2 separate regions of the Homo sapiens genome follow, and region 1 is linked to region 2. Evidence: chromatin loops called from intact Hi-C (ENCODE). Cell type or tissue: A673. All regions are shown on one strand.

Evidence for each region. A loop is a pair of places that touch in the nucleus more often than their neighbours do. Peaks named below come from ENCODE experiments on the same cell type or tissue, not always from the same donor. Only the 100,000 strongest peaks of a DNase experiment are listed, where the experiment ranks them.
Region 1: a loop joins it to region 2, with 3 times the contacts of the local background. A loop is called at or near these places in 41 of 110 quality-filtered maps.

Annotation. Positions count from the first base shown.
Region 1 is chr15:72,718,456-72,726,455 of GRCh38, forward strand. BBS4 (Bardet-Biedl syndrome 4) reads left to right here. Exons shown (of 16, transcript NM_033028.5): 7 at 4,339-4,392; 8 at 6,073-6,200. Among named protein-coding and RNA genes, the nearest start is that of BBS4, 36 kb to the left of the region's middle. In A673, CTCF peaks have their summits at 3,823 (motif pointing right) and 3,839 (motif pointing right); a DNase peak (open chromatin) is centred at 3,816.
Region 2 is chr15:73,076,623-73,084,622 of GRCh38, forward strand. All of the region lies in intron 1 of NEO1 (neogenin 1), which reads left to right. Among named protein-coding and RNA genes, the nearest start is that of NEO1, 28 kb to the left of the region's middle. In A673, a CTCF peak has its summit at 4,933 (motif pointing left); DNase peaks (open chromatin) are centred at 2,339, 3,149 and 4,919; H3K4me3 peaks cover 1,256 bases; H3K27ac peaks cover 2,301 bases.

The sequences.
Region 1 (8,000 bases), 360 kb before region 2:
AGTGAAGAACTAGATTTATTAGTACAGAGAATTAGCATGGATTTCCTTTGCAGTTCTTACGGGGCACTATTATTTTTGAAGTGTGTTCAATTTGTTAGTCGCTTTTCTTCTGTACATCGGAAGATTGAGTTGAGTCTTTATGCCATGGAGTATGTTATAGCTAACAGCCAGAGTGAAACTACAGATGAAGAAAAATTCATGTACTTTTCATTCAGTCGGTTTTTCAAAAAATGAGTATGTCTGCTATATGCCAAGCACTGATCTATGCCCTGGAGATGCAAAGATGGACTGTTGGATTATAAGATACTCAACTAGAATAGGAAATGAAGGAAGAAGAGCAAGGTTTGGAAGAAGGTGATGGTAAGAAATCAGAGTTAAATCCTGTCTTTCAGAGGATTTTGGATATGATAAGTTTTAGGTTCTGAGGGGATATCTAAATTGAGATGTGTCCAGTAGGATTGGATATAGAAATCTGAAACTCAAGTGTTTTGGAGTAGAGATGTGAATTCTGGAGTCAGCAACATAAAGGTGGTAATTGAAACCATTAGATTGGTTGACATTACCCTGCAATGAGCTGAGGATGGGACCCTGGAAAAAAAGAGTTTTTTACTTTTTTTTTGTCTGTTTGAGACGGCACAGGAAAAGTTACTGCTTTAATGCAGGGAGGAAGCCCTGCATTCTCTATGGGGGCCAGGATCATGGGGGTGGCCAGTGCCACAAATGGTCACCATACAGGCCAGGGAGGAGCCAGGGCCCACCAATAATCCCTGGAACATCCCTGGATGCTAGCAGTTTTTTACTTTCTAAATTTTTTTTTTTTTTTTTAAGAGACAAGGTTGCCTAGGCTGGAGTATAGTGGGGTGATCATAGCTTACTGTAACCTCCAACTCCTGGGCTCAAGTGATCCTCCTGCCTCTGCCTCCTGAGTAGCTGGGGCTACAGGTGCAAGCCACCATGCCTGGCTAAATTTATTTTGTGGAAATGAGGTCTCATGTTACCCAGGCTGGTCTCAAGCTCCTGTCCTCAAGTGATCCTCCTGCTTTAGCTTCCCAGAGTGCTGGGATTACAGGTGTGAGCCATCAAAAAGCAATTTTGAAGGACTGAGCAGAAGAAGAGAACCCATAGAGGGAGATAGGGAAGAGGTAAAGCAGGAGAGCTCAGGGTCACAGGGGGAATGGAACGTATTTCTTAATCTATCCAGTTGGTTGAAAGAGCTCATTTGGTATTACTGACTCACTTGGGATAACCATCCCATTGTTACTAGTAGATGTGATCATTCACAAAACAGCCATTCTTTTTTTTTTTTTTTGTTGAGACAGAGTCTCATTCTGTCACCTAGGCTAGAGTGCAGTGGCTCAATCTTGGCTCACTGCAACCTCTGCCTCCTGGGTTCAAGCGATTCTCCTCCCCCAGCCTCCTGAGTAGCTGGGATTTACAGGCACCCGCCACCATGCCCAGCTAATTTTTGTATTTTTAGTAGAGATGAGGTTTCACCATGTTGGTCAGGCTGGTCTCGAGCTCCTGACGTTGTGATCCGCCCACCTTGGCCTCCCAAAGTGCTGAGACTACAGGTGTGAGCCACCACCTTTTTTTTTTTTAACTTTAAAATTTTTCTTTAAAATTTTCCCCTTCATGGCATTTTTATTTTCTTTTTAGAATATTTTAATGATTTTGAATTTTACTTTTATTAATAGCCCTTACCTACCCTACATATTTCATAAGTACCTGTAGAAAACCTTATAGTAGCTGGAGCATGGTGGCTCATACCTGTAATACCAGCACTTTAAAAGGATGCTGAGTGGGGAGGATCACTTGAGCCCAGGAGTCTGAGACCAGCCTGGGCAACATAGAGACCCAGTTTCTAGGAAAAAAAAATAAAAATTAGTGGTCGTGTGCACCTGTAGTCCTAGCTATTCTAGAGGCTGAGGTAGGAGGATCACGTTAGCCCAGGAGGTTGAGGCTGCAGTGATGCGGTGAACTGTGATTGTGTCACTGCACTTCAGCATGGAAAGCAGAGCAAGACCCTGTCTCAAAAAAAAAAAAAAAAAAGAAACAACCTTGTAGCCCTACTTTCTTGGACTCATCAGGGTATTCCACAGTCTTGCTGCAACAGGGGAATAGTAATTCCTCCTGCCATTATCTTAGTTGACTTTTGGAACAGTTCTGTTAAGTAGGGAGAATTTCCCCCATTGACAAGTGAGGAAGCTAAGGCTTTGGAAGATGGAAGTTGCTACAGTGAGGTAGTTGCTGAGCCAGAACTGGAATTCAGACCTGTGATCTAGGATGATCTAAGATTCCTCGTCTTAAGACTGTGATCTTTTCCACTGTACCAACTGCCTTTGCAGGATGTCTGCTGGGTTCCCTTACCTCCTGAAAGATAGGATTTGACTCTGATTTGTTCTGTTGCCCTTTCCAAATTTCTTTTGCAGTTAGTTTGTTAAAGGTATATTGCTGCCTTCTCAACTATCTATGTCAAAGATTTTAAAAGGTCAGAGGTTAGCCTTCAGGACATCTATTTACTTACCTACCTTAACAATTCCTACTGTAGAGCAGGACATTTAAAGGACAAGAAAGGCTTTATTTCTGCCTTGTCTCTCTCCATGCATGCATTCTTATAGCATGACAAAGTTGGCAGTATACAAGTTTTGGAAGCAGGCCTGAGTTCAAATCCCAATGTTCTATAATATGGACATGATTTGTGATTGAATAAAAAAAATTTTTAAATGTGCGGCATTTGTGAGATAATTGGAAATTTTAACGTAATTGAATATCTAATATCAAGCAGTCACTACTTTTTTTCGAGTGTGACGATGTGGGTAGTTTAAGAAAAAGGCCTTATCTTTTAGAAATAAATACGGAAACATTTGTGGATAAAACGTTGGGCTGTTATTTGCTTACAAAAGTTGTGGGAGTAGATGGGGTGTGGATTGGATGGTTGTTGGGACAGGATGATTAGTACCTAATTCTGTCTGCACTTACGTATGATTGAAATTCTCCCTAGGATGTAGAACTAAAAAAGAAAAAAAAAATCCCAATACTCTCTGTCTTAAGTTAGGTAATCTACTCAACCTCTCTGAGCTTCAATTTCCTTATCTGTAAAATTGGAAAGATTATAACTATGTTGCAGGTTTGCTGAAAATTAAAGTAACATATATGAAAACATCTGGCATAAAGCCTGATGTTAGTAGGTGCTCAACCAATGGTTGCTGTTTTGTTGTTTTTACTATTTTTGGAGACTTGGAAAACATTAAATCAGTTGTTATCTCTGAGCCTGGGGGTCCATGTTTCCTCAGACAGGGACACATCTCCACTACTAATAGGGTAGTTCTTACTATGTTTCCCAAGAGCATTTTCCTTACCCTTGCTTTCTCCTTTTCCAAAGCTACCTTAAATAAAGGGAGGTTTATTATAAAGGAATTTGAGAGTCCATAAAACAGTATCAAGAGATGCAGGTTGGTCTTTTAGTGAAGCAGAACTGGAACGCTTCAGCATCCAAGGTAGCTACTCTGCCTTTTCTGCTTCATCTTTTCTTTCTGTAGATCAAAGGTTGGCAAACTTTTTTTGTAAAGGGCCAGTTAATAAATATTTTAATTTGTATAGCTTCATACAGACTCTGTTGCAACGACTTAACTCTGCAGTTCTAATGCAAAAGAGCCATACAAAAACAATAGTTGTGTCTGTGTTCCAATGAATCTGTACTTATAAAAAAGGGCAGGGAATGGATTTGGCCCATGGACCATAGTTTTCCCATGTCAGCTCTAGACTTCTGCAGATGGCTCCAATTACATGTATTCCATCACAGCAGACTCCAGGTGGCGCTGTCAGTCCTCAAGTTCACATCACCTAGTAAATTTAGTACTTGTAACTAACTAGCTCTCTTCCAATTCCAGATTCCTAGGGAAAGGACTTCAGTTGTGTCAGGTGTCACTATCCAACTGTGTTGCCTTAAGGGCGGAAATGTGTGGCTAGCAGCCCTCTCAGCAGGGGCTGTGGGTAGTCTCTCCTGAGAAGAAGGAGCAAAGGGTATGGGTGATGGGCAACTCTTAAAGAAAAAAGGTATGGGGATGGGCTGGGTATGTGCCCCAGGGTTCCCCATAGATCCAGGAAGATCACCTGTTTATTCTGCTTTTATTTCTTATAATCTGTATTTTTTTATGTTGAGGAACTTATTTTTAACAATTAATTTGAGTATGAACTCTAATAAAAAGCTGACTGTAATGCATAGTTTAAAGTTTAAACCTTGCCGAGCAATAACAATCTCTAGATGTCTGTTGTTTCACTCTAATACTTACTGTGGAATTACACCTGAGTTGTTTTCCTTCTTTTTTATGAGCCTAGGAGATCAGCCATAACCTAGGAGTTTGCTACATATACCTGAAGCAGTTCAACAAGGTAATTTATAGAAGTGGTGATAGATTTCACTGAGGGTGCACTTGTTGCAGAAGTTGTTACATTGCTCATTTGGTATTATCCCTAGTGCTTGCAGAGGTTTTTGGAACTGAAAATTGAAAGTACCTTTATACATTTTTTTCTGTTTTAATTCTCACTTGTCATTATTCATCTGTTGTTTTCTGCTTGTAATAAGAACATGGAAAGTTCTAGAAATATGAGGGAATGGCAGTTTTTCTCCTTTCTTCTTTTTCTCTACCTCCAGTTAAATTTCCCAGTTTAGAAACAGATGCTTAATAAAACATACATATCAAAAAGTGGACCCTTAAGTCTTAAAGGTGTGATCATGACCATGTGAGCTATCTCCATGCCCTGACGGCAACTTAGTTTTTAGGGTCATTGAAAATAAATTTTAAATTTTAAGTGGATCTGATTTCTGAGTTTTCAGTTTTAATTTTATAGTTATTTTCCATGATGAGAAATTATATTTCACTGTGATTAAGCTATAGACTCCTATATCAGAGAAGACAAGTTGAGCTTACCTCAAATTTGGTACTCAGGTAAGAAAAAGTATATATCATAATTGAGGAGTAGACAAAATTACTGAGAGCTCTAAAACTTAGTGATGAGAGCGTTGGGTAGTTTCCTTCATAGAGCTCACAGTTAGTGATTGTGAAGTTTTATTCTCCTTTCTCCGATGCCACCAGGACTGAGAATCTGAATTGGTTAGTACCCATTTGACAATGTTTAGTTTGTGTCAATTTGCAGACTGGTGTAACTAGTATCCCACACTGGTGTGAAAAAAAATATGCACATTAGCAGTTGGGGTGTAAAAGTAACTTTTCTCCTGAGATAACAATATATATACATAAAATACATTTAGTGGGCCCCTTAGGTTTTGTAGATGGATCTATAGTTTTATATACTTGGTTAGGAGATTTTTCTCTTCAGAGACAATTTCAAACAGGCACATTTCTATTCACAGGATTATTCTGAGTCAGGGGAAAAGAAGGATTTGTCTTTGGTTGGATCTGTGCTGAGAAGAAATATATTTAGATTTTACTGTACAGCTAACAGGCTAGGCAAATACAATACCTGGCATTTATATAAATGCTTGTTGAATCTGTGAATGACTAAACAAAGCCCTTTTGTTTACTAGGAGAAGGTAAGCTCCTCCAGAGCAAGGAGTTGGTTTTATAAACTCAAATATATTTAGCATCTAGAACAGCAAGCAGTTGGGTGAATAAATGAGAACAATCTATTTATTCATTTATCATCACATTGATGGGGAAACCTGGCCCACCATAGGGAAGGTTGTGCACTTGGTCAGTGTTACAGCTGGGATTTAGTTTAGTGTAGTACTCTACACTGTACTATGATGGCCCTTTTGACTTATGAAGTATGAGTCATAGGTGTGAATATCAGGCAGAAAACATTCAGAAAGATTAATCGTCTTGTATAAATTCTTCCAAGTGGCTCCAGAAGCAGATATCCCATGTTGCCAGCTGTCTTTTCAACAAGGACAGTTTTGGTATGTTTTGGTCTTTGGGTAGTGGGGGCTGTTTGCTGAAATGTGATGTTCCTATGTCAATACAGCAGAAAGTGTCTTTACATTAGCCATATAAAGGTATAGTTCGTTCAGTGGTAGTGATTTGGTTTTCTTTATTTTGTTAAACTTGTCAGGCACAAGACCAGTTGCACAATGCCCTGAATCTTAATAGGCACGATCTGACTTATATAATGCTGGGGAAGATCCACTTGCTGGAGGGAGACTTGGACAAGGCCATTGAAGTCTACAAGAAAGCAGTGGAGTAAGTGTATCTGTTTCCTTTAAAACAGTGAGAAACTAAAAAAATTGAGTGGATATGTGAACTCCCAAGCCTAAAAGAGTGAATATGTTTGATTAATTACTTACTGTATGAGTTAAAGGTTAAGCTGAAGTTTAAGAGCTCCCAGTAGCTTCAATAAGGTAGACTGTGTTTCTTTCTTACCTATAAGGATGACTGCTGCTTTAGGTTAGCTGGGCAGCTCTATTCTACAAGGTCAGCCAGGGATCCAGGTTTCTTCCTTATTAACTCACCATTCCTTAGGCTGTTGTCTTTACCTGCATGGTTGATGCTGAATGTAACATCCACATCCAGGCTGTGGTGGAAGGAGATGGTTTGGGAAGCTAAGCATGGAATAAGCATCTGGCTATATATATATATATATATAGAGAGAGAGAGAGAGAGAGAGAGAGACATGATCTTACTCCATCACTCAGGCTGGAGTGCAGTGGAGAACACAGCTCACTGCAGCCTCAACCTCTTGGGCTAAAGCAATCTTCCTACCTCAGCCTCCCAAGTAGTTGGGACTACAGGCATGTGCCACCATGCCCAGCTAATTTAAAAAAAAAAACTGTTTTTGTGTTGACAGGGTCTTGCTGTGTTGCCCAGGCTGGTCTTAAACTTCTGGGCTCAAGCGATCCTCCTGCCTCAGCCTTCCAAAGTGCTGGAATTACAGGTGTGAGCCACTGCACCTGGCCTTGGTAATAAGTTTTAAATGACCCAGAAATTGCACACATCGTTCCTGCTTACATTCCATGGTTCAAAACTACATGATAGTTACAAGGGAAGTGGGCAGACATGCACTCAAGAAGAAGGAAATAACAGATTTAAGAGTTGGCCGACAGTCTGCCATTTTGGTATCATATGTTAATAACAGATCTTCTGTTTTCAGAGATATTATTAGGGACAGAAATCTCCTGATTCAGTAAAAAACAAAACAAAACAAAACAAAACATTTGGCCTTATTAGCATGAGACCAGTATCTTTTTTCCCCCTTCCCCATTTTCCCTTCCCCTTCCCCGTTTTCCCCTTCCCTTTCCCCGTTTTCCCTTCCCCCTTTTCTCTTCCCCCTTTCCCTTTCCCCCTTCCCCCTTCCCCCTTCCTCTTCCCCTTCCTCCTTCCCTCTTCCCCCATCCCCCTTCCCCCATCCCCCTTTCCCCATCCCCCTTTCCCCATCCCCCTTTCCCCATCCCCCTTTCCCCATCCCCCTTTCCCCATCCCCCTTTCCCCATCCCCCTTTCCCCATCCCCCTTCCCCCTTTCCCCTTCCCCCTTTCCCCTTCCTCCTTTCCCTTCCCCCTTTCCCCTTTTCCCATCTCCCTTCCCCTTTCCCCTCCCTCTCTCCCTTCCTTCCTTTTTCTCTCTTTTCTTTCCATCCTTTCCCTCCCTCCCATTCCCATCTTTCTTTGTTTCTTTCTTTTCTTCCTTTCTTCCTTCCTTTCTTTCCTTCCTTTCATTTATTTCAACAGTCTCGCTCTGTCGCCCAGGGGTGAGTGCAGTGGCGCGATCTCGCCTCACTGCAACCTCTGCCTCCTGGGTTCAAGCGATTCTCATGCCTCAGCCTCCTGAGTAGCTGGGACTGCACGAGCACGCCACCACCCCTGGCTAATGTTTGTATTTTTAGCAGAGACAGGGTTTCACCATGTTGGTCAGGCTGGTCTCGAATTCCTGGCCTCAAGTGATCTGCTTGCCTTGGTCTCCCATAGTGCTGGGATTGCAGGCGTGAACCACTGCGCCCAGCCTTGTGTTGTTACTTTTAAATGGGATAGCTGTAGCAAAATGCCTT
Region 2 (8,000 bases):
CTTCATTCTAAGTTTGTATTTCCAACTCCCCCAACCTCAGCATGTTCTCCCCACCCACCTCCTCACACCCCAAAGCAGTCCCTGTCTTTTGTTAACTGATTTTTTTCTTTGGAAGCAAGCCTGATCTTTCTCACATTTATTTTGCTACTGCTCAGGCTACCTTCTTTTCTTATCTCTACCTTTCCTCTTTCTCACAACATTGCTGTTCCTCTTCAAGGATTTAGAAGGATCATGTTTTGGTTTATAAGACAACTGTGTTTTCTTAGGTCCTTCTTCTCTCCAGGGATTATTGTAGGAGGTAAGGCACTTTCTGTGGAAGAACTGAGTTATCAGAAAAAGTTCAGAAACATATTCTATGATTATTTAGAGGAAAACTGTAGGATAGTGATATCTTATAATAACATAGCAATTTTTTTAAATTAATTAATTTATTTATTTTGAGACAGAGTCTCTCTCTCTGGCACAGGCTGGAGTGTAGTGACATGATCTCAGCTCCCCAGAACCTCTGCCTCTCAGGTTCTAGTGATTCTCCTGCCTCAGCCTCCCGAGTAGCTGGGATTACAGGTGCCCGCCACCACGCCTGGCTAATTTTTGTATTTCTAGTAGAGATGGGGTTTTGCCATGTTGGCCAGGCTGGTCTTGAACTCCTGACCTCAGGTGATCCACTCACCTCGGCCTCCCAAAGTGCTGGGATAACAGGCATGAGCCACCGTTTTCAGGTTGTCATAACTACATTCTAATTGACTGCATATTTTTAAACACAAATTAAACTAGTTATGTTCTCCACCCTACTCAGTTTTGGCAGTATAAAGGCCTGTTTCACAGAGAAGAACACATAAACAAGTAAGTACAAGGAAGCTTGTGTGAATGAAGTTCTGCTGTACAGCTCAGTGACTTTCTCTGATTTAAGATGTAGCTCTTGGCAATTTCAAATAGTTTGTGTTCTCTGAAGGAGAAGTCCAGTCTATTTAACTGTGTTTAGCAAAAACTAATTATGATTCTCTGATGGGAAATAGATTCTCAGACTCATTTATTCATTCAACAAGCATTTATTGAGCAGCTATGTATGAGGCACTGTGCTAGGTAACGGGAGAAATAAGTTACCAGTCTAACAAATGGCATATCATACGTAAAAATAATACTGCTGAGGAGAAGGTGATATATGCTGTAAAAGGGGTGCAGAGTGCTTTGGGTTTTCTAAAAATGAGAAGGTTACTTCCATGAAGCAACTCAGTGTAAGCTTTATGGGATGATAGAATTTGATAGATCTTGAAGGCTGGGTACATGGTTCCTCTGTCCATTGCGCAGGATGTTGGCCCTGGCTTAGCAGTGGAGACAGACCTATGGCGATGGGAAGCGGGAGAGGAAGTATAATGAGCAAACATCCAGAAGTGGGAAAGCATTGGTGATATGGGCAACAGAAAGTAATTTACTTGGAGGTTTAGGGTGGTGATGTGAAGTGGCACAAGAAAGGGATAGAAAAGAAGCGTCCTTGATCTGACAGTGGTGTATACTGTGAATTGGAAGAGTGGGTTCAGTCTAGGCTGTTTACCCAAGTTGGTGTTTCATGGACCATTGTTCTTCTAATCTAGTAGTTTAATAGTTTTATATTAGGGGAGGGGAAAGTGTTCCCTGTTCAAGTAAGCTAGAGAATCCCTGCAGGAGAAGCAGGGAGAAGGATATTGACAATGTAGAATGCTTTCTGTGATATACTGTATTCAGTTGTGTTGCCGTATTAAACACAGTGGATGTTTGAATGTTCTGTAGATTTTTATCACCTGAAATTTGTTGGTTTTCATGCTGATGTCTTCAAGGATGATTCAGGAGGAGCAGTATAGGTGGCTGGTCTAGTTTCATTTCCCAGCCCCAGTCCACAAAGGGCTCTGTTTATCTAAAACAATGGCAGTGTTTCCTACCGTCCTGCTAAATAAGAGGTCTAACACACAGTAAAGTGTTCTTAAAAGATTTTAGGGACACTGAGGTGTAGGGTGTGGCACGGGCAACCGTTGGTTGCACAGATACAGTAGATGCTCTATGTTTCTATTGAGTTAAGATACAGTTAGCTGTATTTTCCTTGTATCTTTCTGCAGATCTCTTCCTTCATGCCTCCTCTAGAAACACTAGCAGCGCTGGGTGTTTCTAAGGTCTTGGGGACCTTAGGCAAGCTGGTTAACCTCTCTGTGCTTTAGTTTTCTCATGTGTAAAGCACTGTGTGCTGGAGATTTTTAAAAAGTGTGTTGATATAGTAAGTCATTTAATCTGTGGTTATATACCTAGTAAATGACAAGCAGGAATTTGAACTCAGGCCAGGCTCTTAACCAGCTTGCTGCATTACGAAATACTAAACAGTGTGGTTTTCCCTCCTGGAATTCCCTTTCTTTCTAAGTGCATTATCTCTTATACCCTTTGTTTAGTCAGACTACTTCCTCTATTTCAAAGAGAAAGGAAAGAAGCTCTTTTTTAATTGTTCAGAGTTGTGTATGGCAAAGAGAATGCCCAAATAGATTTTGTTTTGGAATCTTATTGTTACTGGTTGTTTACTGCCCCACATCCTTAGCTCCAAAGAGCAGAGAGGATTTACTGTGAAGTTTGGCATGTATTGTAGGCTATTATGCCATGTAATAGGCCCAAAATTGTGGCCCTAGGAATACAAATTATGTTAAGACATTTAAGGCAATTTCTAGAAATCTTTTTCCCTTGAAAAGAGTACCAATAATTTTTCTCGCTAATGGCCAAAATTACTCAAATCTTACTTTTGGACTTTTAAAATATATTTTTACTGCGTTATAGTTGAAATGTAGGTATGGTTGAAACGTAAATCTAGATCTTAAGTGTACTATTCAATCAATTTTGCTGTTGGTACTATTCAATCAAATAGGCCAGTGGGTTTTCTTTGTATTTAATCAATTAGTATGGGAAAATATTTTTATTTTAAATAAATGTCTCTCTTTATTTTTTGTGTATTTCTAAATTCATATGTATTTTCAACTCATTTTTTCACTCGGATACATAGTTTAACAACAGCCTATTGGAAGTACTCTTTTATATGAGTTTCTGCTATACTTGAATAGTTTCCCTTCAGAAATGAACTGTTTGTGTTGGAGCTACATAGAGTGAATAAATTTCCTGGGCGGAAACGATAATAAAATATTCAGGAAGTTATTAGGAAATGAGAACTTGTGTTCTTGTTCAGTCAGATAAGCTTCTGAGACCTTTGCATATATCAAAGCAGATTGTATTAGAGGAAGGAATGAGAGATTTGGCAACTTTCTTCTAATAGTGATAGGGACCTTGGTCAATAGAATGATGGAATATATGATGTATAAATGAAAGAAAAATTCTCAAAGCAAAGTTGTTTGAGAATTGTTTTTTCTCTCTCTTTTTGTTTGTCAGGGAAGAAAAGTGAGAGCTTTCTGAAGTTAGGTTATGTAAATAACCCAGTAGGGAAAACTGTTCCTGGGGGAGACCTACAAATAATTGATGGCAATAAGCTTCAGGAGTATGAAAGAAGTGGATGAGTATGCCTTTCCCCCATTGATTCCACTCACATTTTTTCTTCTCTGTGCTTTGCTCTCTTGTTGCCATTAGACAGTTTCTATCTGTCCTTAATTTTAGCCAGTTTGTTCTAAAGTAACTGTGAACACTGTAACTCTCTAGCCAGTGCCTTTCTTTTATTGAATGGAATTGGTGTACTAGTTGTTTTATTTAACAAACAGAGTTTATAGGCTTGTTTTTTCCTCAACATGTCTTCATGGCAGAGACAATTTACCCTTAAGTTGGTGAGCCCTGGATCCCCTCACTTGCATAGACCTCTTCTAGGATCTGGGAGAGGCTCTAGCAGTGTAGTGTGTTTGTTAGTTACATATTTTTGTAACATTTGCAAAATTGAAAAATTTTTTTCCATTTTTTTTTTTCTTCAAAAAGGCCCTCAAATTATATATGCTTCAAATTTCACAAAACTCAGGTCAGCCTTGGTTCATGGTAGAGGTTGGGTGTTGATTTCTAATTGTGGCCGAGGTAGATTTGGTTAGTGGATTAAAGGACATGAGGAAGGAAGCATTAGTGAGGAAGTTGAACCATTGACTGGTGTGTATAGTGGCCAGGGATCTCTTTCTGAGTGTCAGGGGTCATCTCTTCTCCCTGCAAACATGGGCCAGAAAGAGGCGGGAGAAGTTGGGTAGGACTGGAAGAAGGACAGTGGAGGGAAAGGTGTGCTGCAGCCAAGGTGGTAAACAAATTAAGGTGTTCTCCTTAGATTTCAAGGATGCATTTGCAAATAGCGTTTTCAATAGCATTTTAAAATAACTGAAGAGTCATTTCAAGATAATATATTTCATCTTGATAATAATACATTTTAAGAATTTTAGAATTATTGAAAAATTTGAAAAGTCAATTTCATAATTAACTGATTGACTTGAGATTAAAGTCTTTATCTTATTAATTAGAATATATTGCTGAACACATAAAACACAGACATGTTCATTTTTGAAGGGCGTTGCTGTAACTTGGGTTTTGCTAGCTTCTTGGTTTGGTAGATGTTTCATCTCTCTCCCCTTTTTCTCATTGTCTCACCTGTATTTTTTTCTACCTTTTCATTTCATGTTCCCTTTACTTTGGGATTCAAACTCCTCTTAGACTTCTCAGGATTTTGAATGACTGGACTATAGATAATCACATTTTAAAACTGCATTTTAATATTCTGTTCTCTTTAAAGAAAATTAGGTACTCTGCATGGCCTGGGGACAAATTTACAGTTAAATAGAAGTATAATGTTCTGAGGGCCAATTGTAACTACCCTGTGGTTAACTGGCTCAGGTTCAAATACAGTTAAAATTATTTTACTTTTCCTAAAATTCCTTCTAATTGGACTAACTTATCAGGGTTGATAAAAACATTTCCAGAACGTAGTATGGATCTGCCACCTGGTGGTGAAATATTACAGCAAGTACTAAGTGTTTTGTTTTTTTTTTTCTGAGACAAGGACTCACTGTCACCCAGACTGGAGTGCAGTAGCACCATCACAGCTCACTGTAGCCTCGACCTCCTGGACTCAAGCAATCTTCCCACCTTAGCCCCCAGAGTAGCTGGGACCATAGGTGCATGCCACCACACCTGGCTAATTTTTAAAGTTTTTGTAGAGATAGGGTCTCACTATGTTGCCCAGGCTGGTCTTGAGCTCCTGTCTCAGCCTCCCAAAGTGCTGGCATTACAGGTATGAGCCACCACACCCAGCCAAATACTAGTATTTTTTTTTTTTTTTTTGAGATGGAGTCTTGCTCTGTCACCCAGGCTTGAGTGCAGTAGCCCAATTTTGGCTCACTGCAACCTCCGCACTCCCTGCTCCGGGCCCAAGTGATTCTCCTGCCTCAGCCTCCCGAGTAGCTGGGACTACAGGCATGCACCACTGCATCCAGCTAATTATTGTATTTTTAGTAGAGATGGGGTTTTGCCACATTGGCCGGACTGGTCTCGAGCTCCTGACCTCAGGTGATCTGCCCAACTCGGCCTCCCAGAGTGCTGGGATTACAGGCATGAGCCGCCACGCCCAGCCTAAATACTTGATAAGAATTTAATAATGGATTCTTGCCTTTGTGGCCATAATATTTAGAGTCGAGTCTACTTAAGCTCTTTAGATATGTAACATTTTCCTCCCCTAAGTTTTTTTCACTGAGAAAATGTTACTTAAATGCGATAGAGTAGGTAAATTTTGACTGATGTGTTTCTGTCTACCGCATCGTAATATAAGATGACATTTGTAGAATTACTGAGCTGAAATAAATTCTGCACACATTGAGAATGTACTCTCCTTAAATTTGAAGATGAGCTTTTGAGAAGAGAAGATTGCTGTTAATTTTTCTAAAATTTCAATGTGGATAGTCATTGATTCACAGAAAAAACAGTAATATGAAGTTCACAGAACAAAGAAAAAACAGTAAGATGAAGTTCACAGAACAAAGGATTTTTTTTTTTGGAAAGAAAGCATTTTGTTTATTCACTTAAAAATATTAGCAGGCATATTAAAACTACTTTTAGCAAATAGACTAACAGTTTTATCACCCTCAAATGAATTATTAATACATATCAGTATTTTATATATGGGCACTGTGTTAGGTATACATGATAAAATAGTGAAAATAAAAATGTCTCTTGTCCTCCTGGAGTTTATAATCTAGCTAGAATCTGTAATCTAACATAATGTTAAGGGCCATAAAGGAGAAGTGCATAATAGGGAGAGTTCACCCTGGCTAGTGTATCAGAGAAAGCTTCCCTAAGGAAGTGACGTTTCAGCTGAGATCTGACAGATACAGACCCTGGCTAAAATGTGTGTCTGTATCCCTTTAAAGTGGGAAGGAGAGTGGCAAGTATGAGGAATTGAAAATAACAGAGTGCCTGGAATGTAGTGAGAGAAGGGACTGTGGTGTGAATGAAAACAGGAAAGACGGTAGGAGCAAATAATTCAGGGCCTTGTTGGATGTGTATCAAGGACTTTGGACTTCATCATGAGAGTAATGGAAAGCTGTTGAATTGTGTAGTTAAGCAGTGTCAGATCAGATTAATGAGAAATGAATTGGAGCAGGGCAAAACTGAAAAGAGGTCAGGCAGTTGGTTAGAAAGCAATTGTGGTAGTTGTGGCTTGGACTAGAGAGTGTAAATGGGCGTGATGAGAGGCTGCCATATTTCAAATATATTTGAGGTAGAATAGACAAGACTTGGTGATTGAATGGGATGGAAGGGGGAGAGGTAGAGGGAGATGCCAAGGATGGGCCCAAATTTCTGGCATTCATACATTCAATAAATATATAAATATAAAACATATATATATATAAAACACAGTTTGGTCCTTAAAGATAGAAAGTCGAGTAGCCCCAGCGTTCAGTTCACAATACATTATCATTGGACAGTGCAAGATATCTCTTATTTTGTATTTTTTACTCTGCCTTCATCTGCCACACTCAGTCCCATTTCCCTTGTCTCCTTAGGCTTCTACTCTAATATGTTTTATATATGTTTTTGAATATGCATTAAATACATAAAATATGAAATGTTGTTTTGTGTGTTTTTAACTTGTGATACTGTGCTGTACATGTTATTTTCTTCGTTATTCTGCCTTATGTTCCTTATTACTAGCTGTATGGCCATAGGTAAGTTATATAATGATTTTTCTGTTTCCTCATCTGTAAAGTGAGGATAACAATAGTATTAACAGTACTTAGATTATAGATAAACTTTTTTAATCCTCCCAACAAGTATTCAGGTGTCTGCCTCAAGGGATCCTCCTGCCTTAGCTTCCCAAAACACTGGGATTACAGGCATGAGGCACTATGCCTGGCCTGTTTTTCATTTATTTTTTATTTTATTTATTTTCATTGACAAATAAAAATTGAATATATTTATTGTGGACAACATAATAATGTTTTAAAATATATAGGGATTGTGGAATGGCTAAATTGAGCTAATTAACATATGTATTACCTCATATACTTAACGTTTTTCTGTAGTGAGAATGGTTAAAATCTACCCTAGAACTTAAAGTATAATTAAAAAAAAAATCTCCCAGCGATTTTCAAGAATATAATACATTGTTATAATATTAACTACACTAACCTTATTGTACAATAGACCTCTTGAACTTATTCCTCCTATCTAACTGAAATTTTTTATCCTTTTGCTAACATCACCCAAATCCCCACCCTTCAACCTCTGGTAACCACCATTCTGCTGTCTGCATTTATGAATTCTACATTTTTAGATTACACATTTAAGTGACATCATGCAGTATTTGTTTTTCTATACCTGGCTTATTGTACTTAAAATGTCCTCCAGGTTCATCTTTATTGTCACAAATGGGAAGATTTCCTCCTTTTTAAAGGCTGAATAGTATTCCATTGTGTATATATACCATTTTTTCCTTTATCCATTCATCTGTTGATGGACACTGGGTAAATTCCACGTCTTGGCTATTGTGAATAATGCTGTAGTGAGTATGGAGGTGAAGATAT